Regions from separate parts of the Homo sapiens genome. Here region 2 is linked to region 1. A link is a loop called in an ENCODE intact Hi-C map of the cell type or tissue named here. Cell type or tissue: OCI-LY7. All regions are shown on one strand. Links, peaks and the distances in the headings refer to the core of each region. The heading gives the core; the rest is flanking DNA. Region 1 holds the start of AMOT (angiomotin). Region 2 holds the start of LHFPL1 (LHFPL tetraspan subfamily member 1).

Region 1 (9,928 bases), core at 1,377-9,376:
TTGGTCAGGCTGGTCTTGAACTCCTGACCTTAGGTGATCCGCCCGCCTCTGCCTCCCAAATCGCTGGGATTACAGGTGTGAGCTACCATGCCTGGCTAATCCATCAAATCTTAGAGATCACATGTATACCACACCTTTGTTATCAAAGGAAAATTAAAGAACTATGAAATTTGACTACATGGTGAAGACCTCAGATGAAGAACCCATTATGTGTGGGCCATTCTGCTGCTGCACTTCTTGTCTTTTATTTAACTGTCTAAAATCCTTAGTTTCTTTGCTATCTTTTAGTCTAATTTAAACATATTATTTTCCATGCTACAAAACAAGTATATTTGTGCTTTCCTGCTTCTCCTTTCTCATTCTGGAGATTTCATATTCCACTCAAATTTATACTCACTTGATGGGATTTCACCATACAGTGACTTAAAAATCATTGCCAATGATTTACACAAAGTAAACAGTGGACCCTAGTTTTGTTGTTGTTGTTGTTAACAAGAATGGGGGAGGGATAACAGGAGGTCAAAGGAATTAAATTAACAGCCTTGCTAGATACATGAACAACTCCTGAATCACAGAGAGTGTTTAGGGATTACTTATTATATCCATTAGCCTCTCCTGGCATTTGAGAAACAAAATATATGGGAGTCTTCATGTGTCCTCGGTCAGATTCTGACTTAGTTCCTCCACATGGGTTCACAAAGTTAAGTCTTGGGTGGGCTCTTATTGAAAAGCAACATTGTATATATCTGTGGCTCCAATTATCTAAAACTCATGTTAGTACAGGAACCAGGACTTGAAAGGAACTAGAAAAAATGAAAGCAGGTGATCTCTTAGGATGATGGAATTCTTGAAGTTTTGGACAGAGTCTTAGCTTCTTAATTTTGGGTTGTTAAAATGTAAAACATAATGCATCTATATTCATATATCCTTACAGGATCTTTTTTTCTTTAACATGATGACTAGATGATTGAATTTCTAACAACTGTTGCACTTCATTCTAGTAGCAATCATTCACATTCATACTAGATATTGAGGCCTAGAAAGAAAACCATAAACGTATAAGAACTGGCTCTCAAAATTACCCTGTCCAAACCCATAATTTACAGTGGAAAAAAAAAAACTTAACAGAGGTAGTAAACCGAGTTACAGTTGGGCCTAGAGCCCAGGTCCTTCTCACCAATAGGCTCACTAGGAAATCTTATTGCAGATTCTTAGGTTAAAGTGGCATCAGTCGCCATTATTTACTAGAAATAACTTTCTGGATCCCTGGGTTAGTCAAATACAGTAGCTGGAAATAAAACATTTTACCTATATGGGGTGGATAGTCTCATCCTTAGAATTGTTCAAAATCTATAAAGTCTGATTTATTTTCAAAAAGTAATACTAGCTTTCTTCTGCAAGCAGTTGTAGGCCAGAGCTAACGTGGCCAGCATTATTACAAGCCAGAATGATTTAGACAATTAACTAACTCCATTCCATATAACAAAAAGATTTCAAAGGCCAAATAATGGCCTCACTTAATTTAAGCGATAATCATTACAAATTCTTATGTATTCCTTTATGCAATAAATATGCTTCCGAGAAGGCCCAGTTAGAGTGAATTTTTATATATCAAGTCATAGTTTAAAGGCACTAACTAGGAAAGCTAGTACTTACAAAGAAAACCTGTTGTGGATTCTTTTATAAAGCAAATGACCTCCTATTTTCTTTCTTTCTTTTTCTTTTTCTTTTTTTTTGTTCAGATTGTGTGTGTTGTGTGTGGAAGGGGCGACTTCCCTCCTTTCTCTGGGTTAAAAGGGGTCAGAAGCCCACCATGGAGGAGAGTAATGCAGTATGGCCAGCCTGTTTAATACCCCCTTAGTTCCTGGGACAAAATTCTAACCTTTGACTTGGGGGTGGAACCCTAGAATTTGGACCAAAGTCCACAAAAGGCAGCAAGGAGGGAAAAGTAAGTAAGACTAAAGACAACACATCATAGTAAAACACCAACAAAAATTCCTGGGGACAGGAAATCAATGGATCACAATTCTAAACAAATTGGTTTAGTCCCCAGCTAATTAACTTGTCAAGCAGATCACTAAACCTACTGAATCCATGGGAGAAAGAGATGATGTAATAGGAGATTTGGAAACATTTACCCATTTACCATCCTAAAAGGCTCCAGTACGACCACACACACCTCTCCCCACCCCTTTCAGTGTTTAAGCTGGGCTTAATGGGTGCAAAGGACAATTTCTACCAGACAGTCCCCAAGAATAGACTGTTCTCATGCATTCCAAATGCTCAGTCTCCATGGAGGAGGCTACCTGGTCACAAGCATTTCCCAAGAGGGAATATATCCTCTATTCCTCCTCATTGGTAACAACTCCCCCACTCCACCCCCACGCCCCAAACAAAACAAAACAACTTCTAACCATCCTGAGAACTTCAGGGGACTTTTCTGGGGTAAAGGAAAAGAAGCGTTAAGAGGGGAACAGGAAAGTGTGAGAAACCCCTCTTGTCTCCAAATGGAAAAAAAGGCCTTAAAAAGCTGGATCAAAGGAAGAAAGGGGGATGGGGAAGAAGGGCCGCTTAATTACAAAGACACCCTTTTAAAGAAGGCGCAGGCCCTGGGAGAGGGCTCTTGGGAGAGGCACAGAAGCAGATGTACCCACTTAGAATTCTGGCACTCAATGGGACCTCAAGGTCATAGTATCCATCCCCCTGCCTTCTGATTAGGCTATTCTTAAAGCATTCTAGAGTCTGATGCAGTCTTTACAAAACCTCAGAAAGAAAAAGCAACTCTACAAATGTCCTTGTTGGGAATTAGTCTAATAAATCAAACTTCATAAACCAGAAATGAAATTTTAATTTCCAAATCCAAAACTGCATTGACTATGAATTATTAAAATTCCCTTTCTAAAATCTTTTAAATAGGTAAACAGATCCACAAATTTCATGTAAAAGTGACTCCACATACAATTGTGGTCAGAGGTTTACTTCACATCTAGACTGTGAAGGTAGAAAAAGCACTTACAATTTTACAAAGCCACGAACTTTTCCAAGGAAAGAAGTAATTTAAAATGAAGTATGATGTAGTGCCAGAAAGTGTCTGTCAATGACGCCGGATAAACCCATACAGAATAGTTGGAACCTTAGTTATCATCTGTAAATAGAGGCAACTACTCTACAACCACCTGGCTGTTAAAATGTCCCAGGCCAGTTATAAAATGTAGTTTGGTCAGGCCAGCTTTTCCCTCCCAGCTGATCTGAAACAGGATAGCCTTTAAAATTGTCGCCCTTCTCTACCTTCCTACTTTCCTTTCACTCATTAAAATCAACCAAAGTTATTTTAAAATGTATGTTAATAATGTGTTCCCAAATAAGCAATGGGTTAAGGACATCTCAGTAATAAGTCTTTGAACACCATCACTTACAGGCTTGACGCACTTGTCCAATTGAAGATAGGTGGGAGATGGATGAAAATGTATACCACATCCAAAATGGCATTTCAAACTATTCTTAGCTACTAAATGAGGGTGCTGAAAGGTCTAACTGAGAAGGCTTCACAAAGGCTGGCCTGAGAAAGAACTTTTCACAAAGCCTAGCTCAAGGAGACTTAAATATCCTTAGCCCTTCATCATTGAAGATTATGGTGACTAATTATCTTCTTCTCTGAATGGGAGAAGAGGGTTATATTCATAAAAGTTTTAAACTGCCTCCCAACGTCCACTCTTCATGGCGGGGAGGGAGGAGAACTTCATGCACTAAACATCCCAGGTTGTTGAAAAGTTCGTTCTAAAACATACACTAGAGATTGAAAATGCTGTTTCTCACCAACTTTCTCTTTCCTTGCTCATTTAATTCTACTTAGTCCCTTTATGCAAATTATTATATTATTATTAGTGGCAATCTACCAGGAACTGCTCACAGTCTATTAAAGACTGTTATTTTCCCTCCCCCTTTTCTTTCTCTTCATTTTCACAAACCCATGAAGCCCATCTTACTGTTGAAGCACCAATGTGCAGTGGCCCAGGCTTGGACCCTCAAGACACCCTCAAGATCCCCCAAAACTATTTACTAACATCTTTGGATCTTCTAAAGCAGATAGGGGCAACTCCCTCCTCACCACCACTATCACTACCACCACAAGCACTACCACCACCACCACACATCTCAAAGAGTAGCCTTGTTTTAGATTACACAGACTTTAAAACTTCAAGAATTCACGGTCCTACCCCTCCTGCTCCCGCCTCAGGGAGTGTGAGTCCCCACCCCAAGCCTAAGCACTTAGCAGAAACCTATCTAGTTATCTGAGATAAGCACTGACATGCATGCTGGGCTAAATGTAGATTTCAGCTTCCCTCGGGTCTTTAGCTCCTCAATGTGATTAATTACCTAGAGACCCACAAGAACCCCAGGAGGTAAAGAAGTAAAAGTACCATCTAGTAGTGGTACCCACTAGCATCTCCTCACCGAAGTAGGACGGGAAAGCAGCGCACACTCTAACCGATTTAACTTGCTGCACATCCAAAAAAACTCATGGCGAGCTGCAAAGAAAGTAGAACACACGGGCATTCCCACACGCGCCTAGATCGATTCACTCACGCCGAGGGCACGACCAAGTTCATGCCACCATGGATTCCTGCCCCAGTTCCCCGCGAAAAGTAACCACGCGTCTCCTACCCCTGAAGGCAAAGAAGACAAGGTGACGACTCTCTGCTCGCTCAAGTGGCTTCGGTCCCGGGCCAGCGGCCAGGGATGGGCAGGGGGGAAGCCCCAACTCCCGGCTGCTCCCCTCCTCGCTGCTCCGTCCGGGCTCTCCTTGGTGGCAGCGGACAGGCAGGATACCGGGCCAGAGGGTGGAGCAGCGGATAGCCGGAGGCGAGACTGACTGGAGGTGGTGGTAGTTGAGGGGGAGGCGGAGAGAACTAAGAGAAGAGGAGGCGAAAGAGAGCGGAGATGGAGGAGTAATTCAGGGGGTCTACCAGTTTAGGCAGCCAGAAAGCTCCTCGGAAGGAAGGGGCGTGACTGCCAAGGCAGCTCCTGGGCAAAGGATGGGAGGTAGGGGAGGGGGACGAACGGGTGGCTTTTCTTCTTGCGGTGAGCGGCTAGGACCGCCCCGGAGCAGGGCGGCGGGAGGGGTGGACGAGGGAGGAAGGCGGAGTAGAGGGCGGGGAAAGAAGGGCGGGAGCCTGCCTGGACCCTGGAAGTGAGGAGTGAGGGGAGCGCGGAAGAGAGGCGGGGCCGGGGGGCGTGGAAGTTTCAAACAATTGAACCGCGGGGTCCGGGAGCTCGGGCGAAAGCAAGGGACCCTCGCTCTCGCCTTCCCACTAGAGGGGCACGACTCGGTTGCCGTAGCCGTGAGAGTCTGCGCGGGGACTGGCTGGGAAGAAGGAAAGGGTTTTGCAAAAGACTACAATAATAATCTGCGGCAACAGCGCGGCATAGACGCGTGGGAGAGCCAGTGCAGCTCCCCGCCCCACTGCGGGAGGAAGAAAAACAAATAATAGAAATGCTGAAAAGCAGCTTCCACCAAAGCCTGCTTAAAATAATGCAGGAAGGAGAAGCGCTCCTTCGTTTTCCTTCCCCTCTTGCTTCCTATTACCAGCAGGCCCCCACCCAGGTCACAGCTCTGCGAGACACCCTCCTTTCTTCCTCCGCTCCCCCGCCCCGGGCGCTTGCCCCCCTCCCGTTGGCGGGCCGCAGAAGCTGAGGGGCGAGGGAGGAGGGGTCGCGGGCGGCGCTCCGCGGAGGCTCCGCCCCTGGGCGGGCTGGGAGCGCCGGCCTGGGCGGAGCGCGTCCCTGAAGCGTAAGTCCCGCCCACCATTCTTTTGCAGCTACCGGTTGGCCCAGCCTGGCCTAGTATACGCTTGCGATTGGGCCCTGGAGTCGCCAGTCTGATCCCTTTGTCCCACCCGCCCTCAAAATTAATAAAACTAAACAAGAGGCTATTGTGTAGTTCTATGTTCTACCCCAGCTACTGCTGGCAAGAGAAAGATGAGACGCTTTATTTCTCAGTCTCATAAAAGAGTGCAACAGTGTGTCGGCCGACTCTGGTACGCCTTTATGTTTATGGCACTGTCCAGCTTTCTGCGAATAGGTAACTTTTCTTCCCCCTTAGTTTATTAAATCAGGAGGGGGGAAAGTACATGAAGTGTCATTGTGGTGTTCTGCTGACTGTGAAAAAAGCTGACATTGGTTAAAAACGAGAGGGTTGAGAACAGCATCCTGGGACACGGAAAATCTACCATTTTACATCTAGAAAAACGAAGGCACAAAGAAACAGTGTCAGGGTAGCAAAATAACATGGAATTTGGAACCAAAGGAAGAATTCATTTGGGGCCCTGGCACTTACTAGCTAATTGTATGACTTCTGTTAAGTGGCTTAACTTCTCAGCCTTAATTTTTCTACCTGTAAGTAAATGCTGTAAGACATGCCCTATTAACTTAAAGGCACTGGTATGAAAATAAAATGTGTGTGAAAACTATAAAGCACTCCACACATGTATGTGTTCCTACTTGTGTGTGAAACATAATGGAGAGTCTTAGATGTGTTAGAGGATCAATATTTTGCTCATCTGTTTTAAGCATTTACATCCAAGGTCGTGTAGGTTTTGTGGCTTTATTTTAAAAAGTCAACTCTTTTCCTACAATTTTGGGGGTGGATATGAAGTTGACTCCCTGCAGTTAGAATAATAAATTACCCCTTTTCTAAGCAGGGTGGGTGAGATTTCTTTTTTAAAGTTCTACAATTTCATGACAACTTAAAGCTATTGTGGTTCTGGTACTGAAAGAGGAAATCATGCTGTGTATCTCCGAAGTGAACTTAAGAAAACAAATATGAAGGAACATTTACCATGGAAACCACCATTCTCTACAGATCCATATTTCCTAGAAAACATTTCAAGTAGGAAGCAAGCCTAAATGTAAACGCCTTGACAGCGCAAGGCCATTATAATGGCTCATGCCAATGAAAGAGTGACATCCAATTCAAGCCTGCCTAATGGGAGCCATCTGGGGGGCCATGGATCAAGGCATGCAAGAGGAAGTGTGCTTAAAGGAAACACTATCACACAGTAAACAGGGGCTCAGAATCCAACTCTGCAGGAAAAGTAGTGGACTATTGCATGTCATGGAGTGTGCAGCATGCTCTGCTAGGAGCTGTGGAAAGATTCAGAAGCAGGAGTGTGCACAAAATGATTCTCGTTATGATTCTGTTTATGTATGAAGTGAGGTTATTTGGGTGATTTTTCATGGAGAAAGTGAGTTTTTGAATGTTCAAAATATGGAGACACCTGGTTTGTGAAGCAAGGAAAGGTTATTTCAGCCTTGTTATTTGGAGTGGACAGGAGAGCTAGATGTGGGGGGGCGGGTATATGCTGCAGGACTACTACCAATCACAGAGGCAAAAGGATATTTGTTAAAATCAATGCTGTCCAAGTGAAAAAAGTTAAACATGCACATGGAAGAATTCAGATAAAACGGTACTGGGCTGGGCACGGTGGCTCACACCTGTAATCCCAGCACTTTGGGAGGCTGAGGCGGGTGGATCACTTGAGATCAGGTGTTCAAGACCAGCCTGATCAATATGGTGAAACCCCTTCTCTACTAAAAATACAAAAATTAGCTGCACGTGGTGGCATGCGCCTGTAGTAGCAGGTACTCGGGAGGCTGAGACAGGATAATTACTTGAACCTGGGAGGCGGAGGTTGCAGTGAGCTGAGATCAGCCACTGAGCTCCAGCTACTCGGGAGGCTGAGACAGGATAATTACTTGAACCTGGGAGGCGGAGGTTGCAGTGAGCTGAGATCGGCCACTGCGCTCCAGCCTGGGTGACAGAGCGAGACTCCGTCAAAAAAAAACCAAAAAACACCAAACAAAAAGGTACTGAAAGACTACAGTGAAAAGTTCTTCTCCACCACTCTGCTCCCATAGTCCCATTCTCTTTATGACTGTATGTCATCTTCCAAATAGATTATTTGCATATTCAAGCATGAGTGCATATTCCCTTTTTGTTCCTTACAAGTGGGATCATTAATCAAGGCACACCTTGCATTTGTTTACTCAACAATGTATTTGAAATATTCTTCCATCTCAGGATAACTATGTTTACCTTATTTATTTTATTATAACTCAATATTCTATTGCATAGCTGTGCCAAAATTCCTTTACTCATCCCCTTATTAAATGGGGATTTGGGAGACAGACACGGTGGTGGCACACGCCTATAGTTCCAACTACTAGGGAGGTTGAGGGAGGAGAATCCCTTGAGGCCAGGAGTTCAAGGTCAGCCTGGTCAACATAGCAAGACTCTATCTCTAAAAAAAATGGAAGCAAATTTGGGCTATTTCCCATCTTTTGCTACTACGGAAGATGCTATTTAAAAAAATCCTGGTAACAAAGGCCTGGTGGCTCATTTGTAGTATGCCTGCCCCTAGCCTTGAAGTTGCCTTCAAAACACTTTTCTAACATGCTTTCCTTTCCCCACAGCGACTTATACTGTGGAGCAATGGAATTGGAGCAATGGAAACCTCTAAAACACTTAATTCGTTTAACATCCGCTCCTCAAACCCTGCTTGGGCATTACTCTTCTCCAAATTTTGATGGAGTAGAGTTAGCAGAACTCTGAACTTAATGGTGAGTCAGGCTGTGTGTGAGTCATTTCTTAACCTGTGGCAAACAGCTTTTTGGTACTTCTGTTTAACCCAGGTCTTCCAAGCCTTCTATCCTGCCATGCAAGACTTCTTTGTTTTCACCCTGAAAACCTTTCAGTTTGTTTAAACCGAGTTTGGATTTAAAGCTGTGCATTGCCTGCACTACTTAAAAGAGAGGGGGAGGGGGAGGCCAACATCAACAAACATCGATTGAGCCGCTATTATAGACAAGACTGAAAAAACAAAGAGGCATGAGACTTAGCTCCTGCCTTCAAGGATATAAACATAAAAAGACAACTAACAAGCATGTGCTAAGTGCCAAATGAATGGTATTGACAGTAAAAGCTGTGGAAGTTAAGAGCAGAGAGTGAAAACTAGTTCCAGAGAGTTAGTTTATACAGCACACTGTGCCACACACATTTAACTAATCCCCACAGCATCCCTGTGTCTTCATATCCTGACTATAAAGTATAGAAAGCCCTCTGGGGGAGACCAGGAGAATTAACCACTAGCTGTAAAACACCTGTGTAAAGACACTGGGTTGCCTAGATACTACACATTAAAAACCTCCATATAACGATATGGAAAAAAGGAGGATCATTTTAAGCTCAGAAGTCAAGATTCCACATCCCAAACTACCTGTCCTATTTGGCCTTTATTTTTTTTTCTTAAAATACACCTTTATTGCACAATAAAAATCAATATCTGTGCTGTACAAAATAAAATCCATTAAAAAAATCAAATGTCTACCTTGAAAACATTACACAAAATGAAATAAGCCAGATACAAAAGGACAAATATTGTATGATTCCACTTACATGAGGGATCTAGAATGGATAAATTCATAGAGATAGAAAGTAGAGTAGTGGTGATCAGGGGCTGGAGGAAGAGGGAGTGGGAAGTTAGTGTTTAATAGTACAATTTCTGTTTGGGATGATGAAAAGGTTTGGAACTAGATAATGGTGATAGTTGTATAATATTTTGAATGTACTTAAAGCCACTGAATTGTACACTTAAAAATTGTTAAAATGGTAAATTTTGTTACGTATCTCTTACCACACACACACACACACACACAAACACACATGCACACACACAAAAGCTAATAACCCTTAGGCTTAGTGTCAGGAGACAATGCCAGTGATAGGGGTTGCAAGAAGGCAGAACCCATGTGAAAGGGGCAGCCTGATCACCACTACAGGGAAATGCAGGCCAATGTGACCACAGCTTCTGATTTTTCAAGAGAAACCAGAAGTCAAATGTTTTTAATATAAAATCTCCAGTGTTTCATG
Region 2 (9,928 bases), core at 1,057-9,056, 160 kb before region 1:
AGATCTCAGAGATCCAATTACTTAATAGCTTCTGAACACAATATGAGTCTCAGCCCAACTTCCCTTGTGGCTGGATAGAGAGGCTGCAGGGCACATGGAGTCTGTTCACACACTGCTTTATGTTCACATGTGGTGGACAGTGAAGTGTATTCTAGAAAATGCTTTTAGTTATGCCACCTGCAATGGAGTAATCTCCTTCATGACAACCCTCCAAAGCAATCCAAGTTCATTCCCAGAAACCGGTTAAGTCGCTTTATATTTACATAACTAGAAATCACAAACAATGCTATATTTTATTCTATCTTAATTCCTGTTGTATACTTCATGTATGTAACAGCTTTGTTTCCCTGTCCTGGAATATCCAGCCAAACAGCCACACTGGATTTCAGGAACCAAGAACTCACCCTGATGCTCTTGTAGAGTGGTCAAGTTACCAGGCATTGATAGGATTGCAGTTGAACCTCTCTCTTTAGGTGTCACATTATCCCTCATTCCTCAGGTTTTTAAATCTGCTAGATGGGCCGCAAGCCTGTTTCCGAGATTGGTTGTATGAGATGCAGTGGATGTTGCCAGAAAGTTGTAATAAATAGGATAAAAATATGAGTTCTGTTCTGAATTTGCTATCCTTACTAAAGCCTAATGTTTGCTCATCTTTAGAGATAATGCTAGCCATTCTAGCACAGCCTCGTGGGTAGAAGTCACCTCAACCTATATGATGCAGGAAACCCACCTAAACCATACATGGCAAATGGTTATCTCCATTACTTTTAAAGAACTCTAGGAAAGGGAAATCTATAATATCTCTTAGTAGCTTAACAACTCTCACCGTCAATAAATAATTTGTTATATGCCTTTATAAACTTTTCTTGTTGCAACCTAAGGCCAGATCCTTTTGTTGGGTCCTCAGAGGTAATGGAGAACAGCTAGCCACCATCTTCCAAATGAGAGCCCTTCATCAACTCAGATTGCTAGCAGGAGACCTTTAGCCTTTTTCCCCATAATGAGCATTCTCCCTCTCCCTGTGGTGTCCAATTGCCAAGCCTTTAATCATTTGTTCTCACTTTTTTCACTTTCTTGTATACCTACTAATGTATGGGCACTTACAATGAAGTATCAATGAAAGTGAAACGTTGCTTTTATATTTCTCTTGGTGGAGAAAAACAAAGCTATTCCTTCCTGTATCACCTCCTCCCCAGTACCCACAGAAAAAGACACAAATCCTTTTGTTTCCACTTGAGCTTGTTGTGCAACTTCTGAGTTAAGGAAAGCACTGCCTTTCCCAGGGTAAGAGGGTACAGGCAAAACAGTAAGCAAATTAAAGACTAGAACATGAAGTGGTAAGAAAGGGAGTCAGTGACTTAACAGCTGCTGAGGGAAACATGCCTGCAAGACTGCTGGTTTAGGACTGGTCTGTGAAGAGCAGCTTTCTTGGCACTGGTGTTGGCAAAGGAACGTGAACAGGCCTTTCTCCTCACGCCCCCAGACAGTGTGCATTGTCTTCCTGCCAATCCTGTTACAAATACATCTTACTCAGAGTTGAGACTTCCCTAGGAAATGAATGAGATATGCAGGCATATGTTTCCAGTGGGTAAATAGAGTCCTGCTCCAGAGAAACGTGTTGGACCGATGTGACTCCTTATATCAAGTTGGGTATATAAGCAGCCTGACCATGCTAGATCTTTCTGTTTCAGACAAAGCTTCAAAAAAAAAAAAAAATACTGCTACTCCCCAAACATTTCTCTCCTCATGTTCTGCTACCTGTCTCCCTCAGGGGTTTCTTCTCCTCTGGCTATCTCCATTATGAGAAGTGCTCTGAGTTCTCCTGTGCCTGAAATCATCTCATGATGTACTCACTCATCTTGGTGACTCTAAGAAGATCTCTCTTTTGACTTGTGTCTTTTATTTCAAATTCCTCAGATTTCATGTTTGCTGAACTTCTTTCTGGGCCTTCTTCTTCCTTCCCTCCTTTTTTAGTTTGGGGTAGAAAGACCAGCAAAACTGTGTTGGGTGAGTTTATGTGTTTATTTGCATCTCTCCATCCAGAGGTGGGAATGCTCACAAGCAGGTAAGGCATTAAAAGGCAGGAAGCCAGAGACTAAGTGGAGAGAAAGGACTAACTGAGCAATTGATAACTTTGAAATGATCAACTCTAAATAAATATATTTGACCATGCAGAGACAAAGAGAGCTCATAAAAAGAACCTCCACATCAGGCCCTGGGCTATTTCCTTTCTCCAGAGTTTGAGACTGGAAAGGTAGGAACTGGAATAACCTCCCCAAATTTCATATGAGCTTCTCTCTCCTTCCCTCTCCCCAAGATGCTGCTCCTTGAGCTCCCCATCTATCCTATGATTTTAAAAGTGAGGTACCAATGAGAGATCTTCATCTCAGTTCTTATTCTGGCTAGACAGGTGCCATCATCTTCAGTGATAAGCTGGTTGGCTACGAGTTCTATCTCACACTCTCAGCTGGTTAGAAACTACCCCTATCAAGATCCCTGGCAAGACATTGTTAAGCCCTAAACCCCAGCCCTGTTATTGTTGCCCATTAGTCTCTCCACTCCATTGTATAAGCTGGGAATAAAATGTCACCACAGCTGACCACTTCTATTGAGTGAATCTGGCCCATATGGGAAGAAGATGGGCTGATTGCTTTTCCAATCACTTCAGAGAAGTTGAGAGGCAGCATGGTATATCAAGAATGTTTGTCTCAACAGAATCACTTTCAATGCTTGTTCAGAATCACTTTCAATGCTTGTTCAAAATGCAGACTATGTCACCCCCTCCTTGATTCACTGAATTCGAATTTATGGGAATTCATATTGTTAAAAATCCTCAATTTATTCTAATGGGAACTAATGATTGAGGAATACTGTTTTAGTGGAAAAGTCACAATTTTGGAATCAGATCAGAGACAGAGTCCTGAGGTCTGCCCCTTACAGGCTATATGCACATAAAAAGATCACTTAAAACCTCTGAGTTTTGGTTTCATTTATAAAATGGAAATGATTAAGCATAAAATTCAAGTGAAACATCTGCACTATACCTAACACCAGAGTAGGTATCAATTCTCTCCCTTTCTACCAGAAAAGACCCTATTCTCTCATAAGTAATGGAAAAGACTTGAAACCACCTAAGATTTAGAACATCTCTCCTTTCCCCTTTCTCTCCCCACAACCACTCCATGGGTGATTTTTCCTCACCCCTAGGCTTCATTCTATTTTCAGTTCCCCACCACAAAATGAAACCACTTGGCCAAGTGTTCTTTGCAAGAATGGATTTATAGTTTAAGTATTTCAGGTTCTTCTGGAAATTGTCATGCCTTGGCACATAGTAGGAACTCATAAATATTTACCAAATGGATGCATTCTTTTATTTCCAGCCTGAGAGGCCTCAATATTTGCATTTCAGTTTAACTTCATTACCCCATTTCCGTCGCATAACCCCTTAGATTTAGGCAAATCCAGGAGATCAACCTACCACATTAGCAAACCGGATCCATTTTTACTTGTATAGACAGGTCATAACAAAATCACTCTCTCCACTCCCAGAAACAGGCACTTCATCTCCTCAGGTTACCAACTCCCCTGGGGAAACCAACTAGCACTTAACCCTTAGGTCCTCAAATCTTGTCAATATGAAATAGGAATCCAGCCCTGATTCATCTTAGCCTCTGTGCAAACAACGGACTATGAAGAAATAAAAAAGCACCAGGCTGCCCTCGGGTAGAAAACGGCTTCTCTGAGCTTTGAGATGAAAGGACAGGAAACCTGAGAAAGGAAGGGGAGAAGGGGGGGCTGAGCAAGGGGAGAGCAAAGCAGTTTCTTATCCAGCTGTTTGAATTGCATTTGGCCCAAGTTGCATATTTACCTTCTGACCACGAAGGCTGACTGACTTGTTCCCTCTCTTCAGGCTCAGATCTCAGAAACAACTTCTCCTTACAGCTTGTTAGACAAGGATGGGAATACTAGCTGCCCTTTGCAGTGATGCCTGAAAACCTTGCTTTACCTTTGGGAGAAAGGGGCGGAGTCCAACCTAATGGGGATTAACTCCAAACACGCTGGAGGCTTCAAACCCAGCCTCAGACATACAGGCACTTGAAATAGAAAGTAGCTTAGTGGGCACAGAGTCCCCAAACCTCCAACCTCACAGCGGACAAAGCAGCTCTGTGTGTGTGTGTGTGTGTGTGCGCGCGCGCGCGCGCGCGCGCGTGTGTGTGTATGTGTGTCCGCGCGAGCGCGCGCGCATGCGCGCAGGCATGCCCGCGCTTGAACTGCGTTATCTTACTTCCTCACTTGCTGCCCAAAAGCCTGCTGAGGAACAGAGATTTTCTCTAATTTTCCTCCAATGCCCTAGATAATCTCTACCATGGTAGGTAGCAGACCCATGTGGCTAGAAGTGACTGAGAGAACACATGCCTAAATAGAATAAGACAGAACAACCTCTTCTCCCCAAACTGATTTCCATTGCCTGATGGGGAAGATGCTCCAGCAGAGCAATCTTTGGCTCCAAGATGTAATGAGCTTACATTTCAGAATTTGTGGAAATCATACATTGAAAGGAATAACTAATATATTTTTATAGTAATAATACAATCAAAAGTCAGTGTTTAATTTATCCCAGTGCACTAATAACTGCTACTCTGCTTGGGAAAAGAGCTGAGTGGTCTGGAGATGAATGGAGCTTTGCCTGATGTTCTACTCCAACCCGATGTCATATTTCCCACCTGTGAATGTCCCTGACACTTCATATTTGGGGAAACTTATTATCTTCTACCTAGTATCATTATTATTATTATTATTTTCGTACATGTCTCTTTTCCCCTCCTAGATGGCCTGTGAATGGGGAACTTTGCTGAACAAATCCAAATGATTTAGAAGGAAGAATGGTTACATTAACAGAGCACACTGGACTGATCCAAAGTATCCATGCTTCTCTGATGGCCCAGTTCCCTCACCAGAATGCTACAAAGGTGATTAGGCCTATTTTCTAGCATGTTGTGGCAATAATTCAAAATATGACCGTAAATTAACATATTAATTGTACCGTGATTATTTAATGAACTTACAAAGTTTCTCCTGCCTTCTGTGTATACCACCTGTGTCCTGCCTTTTATCAGTGATATGATCCTATATTCATGCATGTATTTGTCTATCTAGCAACTTTCCATCAGCAATTTTTACCGTTTTGTTCTACAACACAGTGATAAATCCATTCCCATCTGTAATCATGGCTTACTGAGGCCATCATGTTTCTGGGGGAAGCACAGATGACTCCTTAGGTGGAATGTTAGACTTTTGGCAGTGTAAGCCCCCCAACTAAGTTTTATAACCTCCCAGCTGTCATTCCCTTAAGAACCATTGCTTCAGACATAGGATTATGTAAAAAGAAATGTTAGGCCCTCCTTCATTAAATATAGGTTAATATTAACTGACACGTAGTAACTGTGTGAGATACGGCTGAAAATGTTGACATATAAAAAATAGATGATCCCCACTCTATGCACAGCAGTAAATATTGCCCTTTGCTTAGTGACTACACCTGTCATTTGGGGAACCTATCATTATTTGAAACTCTAAGAAGAATACCATTTTACTTTCCTCTTTTATCCTCTTTTCTCTATAGACACTTAAGTGTATAATAAATAATAATCTAATTTATTGGACAAAATTTTATTTCCTGTTCTTAACAGTTGAACGCTCTCTCAGAAAAAAATTGCTTGCATCTTGTGGCTCTTGATATGTTTTCAATTAAAAATGCTCTTCAGCCTTGCTTTCGTAAGATTATGTGGAAAGGCTTGAGAAAGGAACACTTCTTGTAATGTATTTAGGGGACAGGATGGTGCTAAAATGGGTATTGGAAAGGAAACTAGGGAATACCTAAATCCTGCCTTCAATCAGTCTGGAATAAGAGATTCTGCAAGGGTAAGATATGGGTAACAGGTGATTCTGATATATACCCCCATCCCCATCCTTCATTTGCCAAACACTGTTGTATACAATAGCATTTCCCAAATGAGATGAACACCCCCACAGCATTTTGCAGTCTAGACAAGGGGTCAGCAAGCCGGAGACTGTGCATGCCAAATCCAGTAGGCTGTCTGTTTTTGTAAAGTTTTATTGGCACACTCCCACTGTTTATTCACTTATGTATCATCTATGGCTGCTTTCATGCTACACTTGCAGAGTTGAGTAGTTGTGACAGAGATCTTATGGTCCACAAAGCCTAAAAATATTTACTAAGTGACTCTTTACGGAGAAAAGATGTTGACCCCTGGTTAAACACACATCAGTATATTATAGTAGAGACATTGTGTTGATTACGAGGAGAAAGAGGTTGGAAAGGAAGGGAAAATTGTGAAATAAAAATAAATGCTGCTTGCTGTCAGCTTTGTTAAGGTGCCAGTTAACCCACACTAGTTAAAATCTATTCCCTGTGAGTTAGCAACACACAGGAATTCAGCTAAGCCAAACATTTGGTAGTTTTATGAAAATATATTTTTCTGTTAATTATCCTTTGAACCTCTGTTGATGTTGTTTTCCAACATATTTTAAGTTATTTTTTCCTCTTTTGTCAGAGCGTCTTCTTCTCTTATTAGTATGTTCTGTTCTAGTCTTCCAAGACAGAAGCATTTATTTTGTAAAAAAAATCATTTCTAGAATCCCATTGCCCTTGAACTTCGGGAAATTTGTATATATGTGTTTGCAAATTTAAAACCATGTGAACTCCATGACCTGTCACCAATACAGATTGGATATGGAAGGTACTCCTTGCCTAAACTATAGTTTCAGTTATAGATTGAAAACCTAGAGATGAAACTTATATTTCTTTAGTATATAAAAATGAGAACCAATAACTCTTTTGTTGAGTTTCCTTTTTGACCTCGAAGGATGAACTGATAGTGTTAAGCAGTGATGTGGTGTGTTGGTAAACATTTAGTAACTGGCTTCAGGAGGTGGGAGGTGGAGGGCTGCAAAAGAGCCCTGATTTGTGGCATCTGCTGATTGCCATAGTATAAATACTCCCATCACAGCCAATTTCAAGCTACCAGCTTGACATCAGTAAAAGTAGAATTGGGAAGAGATACACACAATCGATTCTTAGAAGCTGCTACAAGCCAGCTTCAGCATACCACTGGAACTCGGATTCAAGAAGTTACTTCTATCTTGGTCTGTGTAGATTTATAAGCTACACACAATATTAACAAAAATGGGATTGCTGTTATAGTTGTTTCATATGTTACACATAGGCTTCTCTCCACTACACAATATGTTTCAAAATATATTTTAAAATGCATTTCAAAAATATTTTGCTGCACCAACTTTTAAGCTTTTGCAGTGCAATTTGTGTATTATTCAGAAGTAAACCAAAAATAAATTTGCTCATGGATCTTGCTGCCTGCTTTAACAGCTTTTGAGGGAGGATTTTTATTATATTTATAGTAGATGAAAATAAAACAGATTGCAAATCCTTTTTTTAACTAAAATCATGTACCAAATTTTGGGTCCAAATTGAATAGGGTAAGTTAAACTAAATTGCATTATATTCACACTACTATGAGTATCTTTCTGTAAGCATATTTATGTTTAAGTAAACTTTAAAAAAACAGATTTAGGAAGATAGAGAGTAGATTGATGATTACCAGAGGCCTCGGAAACCAGCGGGGAAGGAGGATGAGTACAGGTTGGCCAATGGGTATAAATATACAGTTAGAATAAGACCTAGTGTGTGATAGATCAGTATGGTGACTATAGTTAACATTAATCTATTGTACACTTCCAAATAGCTAGCAGAGAATAATTCAAATGTTCCTAAGATAAAGAAAAGAGAATTATTTAAGGCAATAGATGTTCCAATTACCCTGATTTAATCTTTACACATTATATGAATGTATCAAATTATCATTTGTGCTCTGAAAATATGTACATGTATTATGTACCAATACAAACAGATTTAGTGGCCAGGCGCGGTAGCTCATGCTTGTAATTCCAGCACTTGGGGAGGCCGAGGCAGGTGGATCACTTGAGGTCAGGAGTTTGAGACTAGTTTAGCCAACATGTTGAAACCCCATCTCTACTAAAAGTACAAAAATTGGCTGGGCATGCTGGTGGGCACCTGCAATCCCAGCTACTCGGGAGGCTGAGGAAGGAGAATCATTTGAACCTGGGAGGTGGAGGTTGCAGTGAGCCGAGATCACATCACTGCACTCCAGCCTGGGCGACAGAGTGAGATTCCATCTCAAAATAAATAATTAAATAAATGAAAACAGATTTAGTGAAAATTTCCATCAAGATGTTAATACAAAACTCTTTTTTTATTATTATACTTTAAGTTCTAGGGTACATGTGCACAATGTGCAGGTTTGTTACATATGTATACATGTGCCATGTTGGTGTGCTGCACCCATTAACTCTTCATTTACATTAGGTATATCTCCTAATGCTATCCCTCCTCCCTCCCCGTAGCCCACAAGAGACCCTGGTCTGTGATGTTCCCCACCCTGTGTCCAAGTGTTCTCATTGTTCAATTCCCACCTATGAGTGAGAACATGCGGTGTTTGGTTTTTTGTCCTTGCGATAGTTTGCTCAGAATCATGGTTTCCAGCTTCATCCATGTCCCTACAAAGGACATGAACTCATCATTTTTTATGGCTGCATAGTATTCCATGGTGTATATGTGCCACATTTTCTTAATCCAGTCTATCATTGTTAGACATTTGGGTTGGTTCCAAGTCTTTGCTATTGTGAATAGTGCTGCAATAAACATAACGTGTGCATGTGTCTTTATAGCAGCATGATTTATAATCCTTTGGGTATATGCCCAGTGATGGGATGGCTGGGTCAAATGGTATTTCTCGTTCTAGATCCTTGAGGAATCACCACACTGTCTTCCACAATGGTTGAACTAGTTTACAGTCCCACCAACAGTGTAAAAGTGTTCCTGTTTCTCCACATCCTCTCCAGCACCTGTTGTTTCCTGAGTTTTTAATGATCGCCATTCTAACTGGTGTGAGATGGTATCTCATTGTGGTTTTGATTTGCATTTCTCTGATGGCCAGTGATGATGAGCATTTTTTCATGCATCTGTTGGCTGCATAAATGTCTTCTTTTGAGAAGTGTCTGTTCATATCCTTTGCCCACTTTTTGATGGGGTTGCTTGATTTTGCTTGTAAATTTGTTTAAGTTCTTTGTAGCTTCTGATATTAGCCCTTTGTCAGATGGGTAAATTGCAAACATTTTCTCCCATTCTGTAGGTTGCCTGTTCACTCTGATGGTAGTTTCTTTTGCTGTACAGAAGCTCTTTAGTTTAATTAGATCCCATTTGTCAATTTTGGCTTTTGTTGCCATTGCTTTTGGTGTTTCAGTCATGAAGTCCTTGCCCATGCCTATGTCCTGAATGGTATTGCCTAGGTTTTCTTCCAGGGTTTTTATGGTTTTAGGTCTAACAAGTAAGTCTTTAATCCATCTTGAATTAATTTTTGTGTAAGATGTAAGGAAGGGATCCAGTTTCAGCTTTCTACATATGGCTAGCCAGTTTTCCCAGCACCATTTATTAAATAGGGAATCCTTTCCCCATTTCTTGTTTTTGTCAGGTTTGTCAAAGATCAGATGGTTGTAGATGTGTGGTATTATTTCTGGGGGCTCTATTCTGTTCCATTGGTCTATATCTCTGTTTTGGTAAAAGTTCCATGCTGTTTTGGTTACTGTAGCCTTGTAGTATAGTTTGAAGTCAGGTAGTGTGATGCTTCCAGCTTTGTTCTTTTGGCTTAGGATTGTCTTGGCAATGCAGGCTCTTTTTTGGTTCCATATGAACTTTAAAGTAGTTTTTTCCAATTCTGTGAGGAAAGTCATTGGTAGCTTGATGGGGATGGCATTGAATCTATAAATTACCTTGGGCAGTATGGCCATTTTCACATTGTTCATTCTTCCT

The links. A loop is a pair of places that touch in the nucleus more often than their neighbours do. Peaks named below come from ENCODE experiments on the same cell type or tissue, not always from the same donor. Only the 100,000 strongest peaks of a DNase experiment are listed, where the experiment ranks them.
Region 2: a loop joins it to region 1, with 2.3 times the contacts of the local background. A loop is called at or near these places in 11 of 110 quality-filtered maps.

Annotation. Positions count from the first base shown.
Region 1 is chrX:112,835,787-112,845,714 of GRCh38, forward strand. It overlaps AMOT (angiomotin), which reads right to left and starts at 5,045. Exons shown (of 14, transcript NM_001113490.2): 1 at 4,666-5,045. LOC107985651 (a long non-coding RNA gene) reads left to right here and starts at 5,940. Exons shown (of 3, transcript XR_001755993.2): 1 at 5,940-6,082; 2 at 8,473-8,619. RefSeq lists a silencer at 5,551-5,890. In OCI-LY7, for the core only: no CTCF peak of the experiment used is centred there; DNase peaks (open chromatin) are centred at 5,135 and 5,795; H3K4me3 peaks cover 1,594 bases.
Region 2 is chrX:112,675,961-112,685,888 of GRCh38, forward strand. It overlaps LHFPL1 (LHFPL tetraspan subfamily member 1), which reads right to left and starts at 3,978. Exons shown (of 4, transcript NM_178175.4): 1 at 3,869-3,978. In OCI-LY7, for the core only: no CTCF peak of the experiment used is centred there; DNase peaks (open chromatin) are centred at 3,531, 3,791 and 4,241; H3K4me3 peaks cover 1,850 bases; H3K27ac peaks cover 1,905 bases.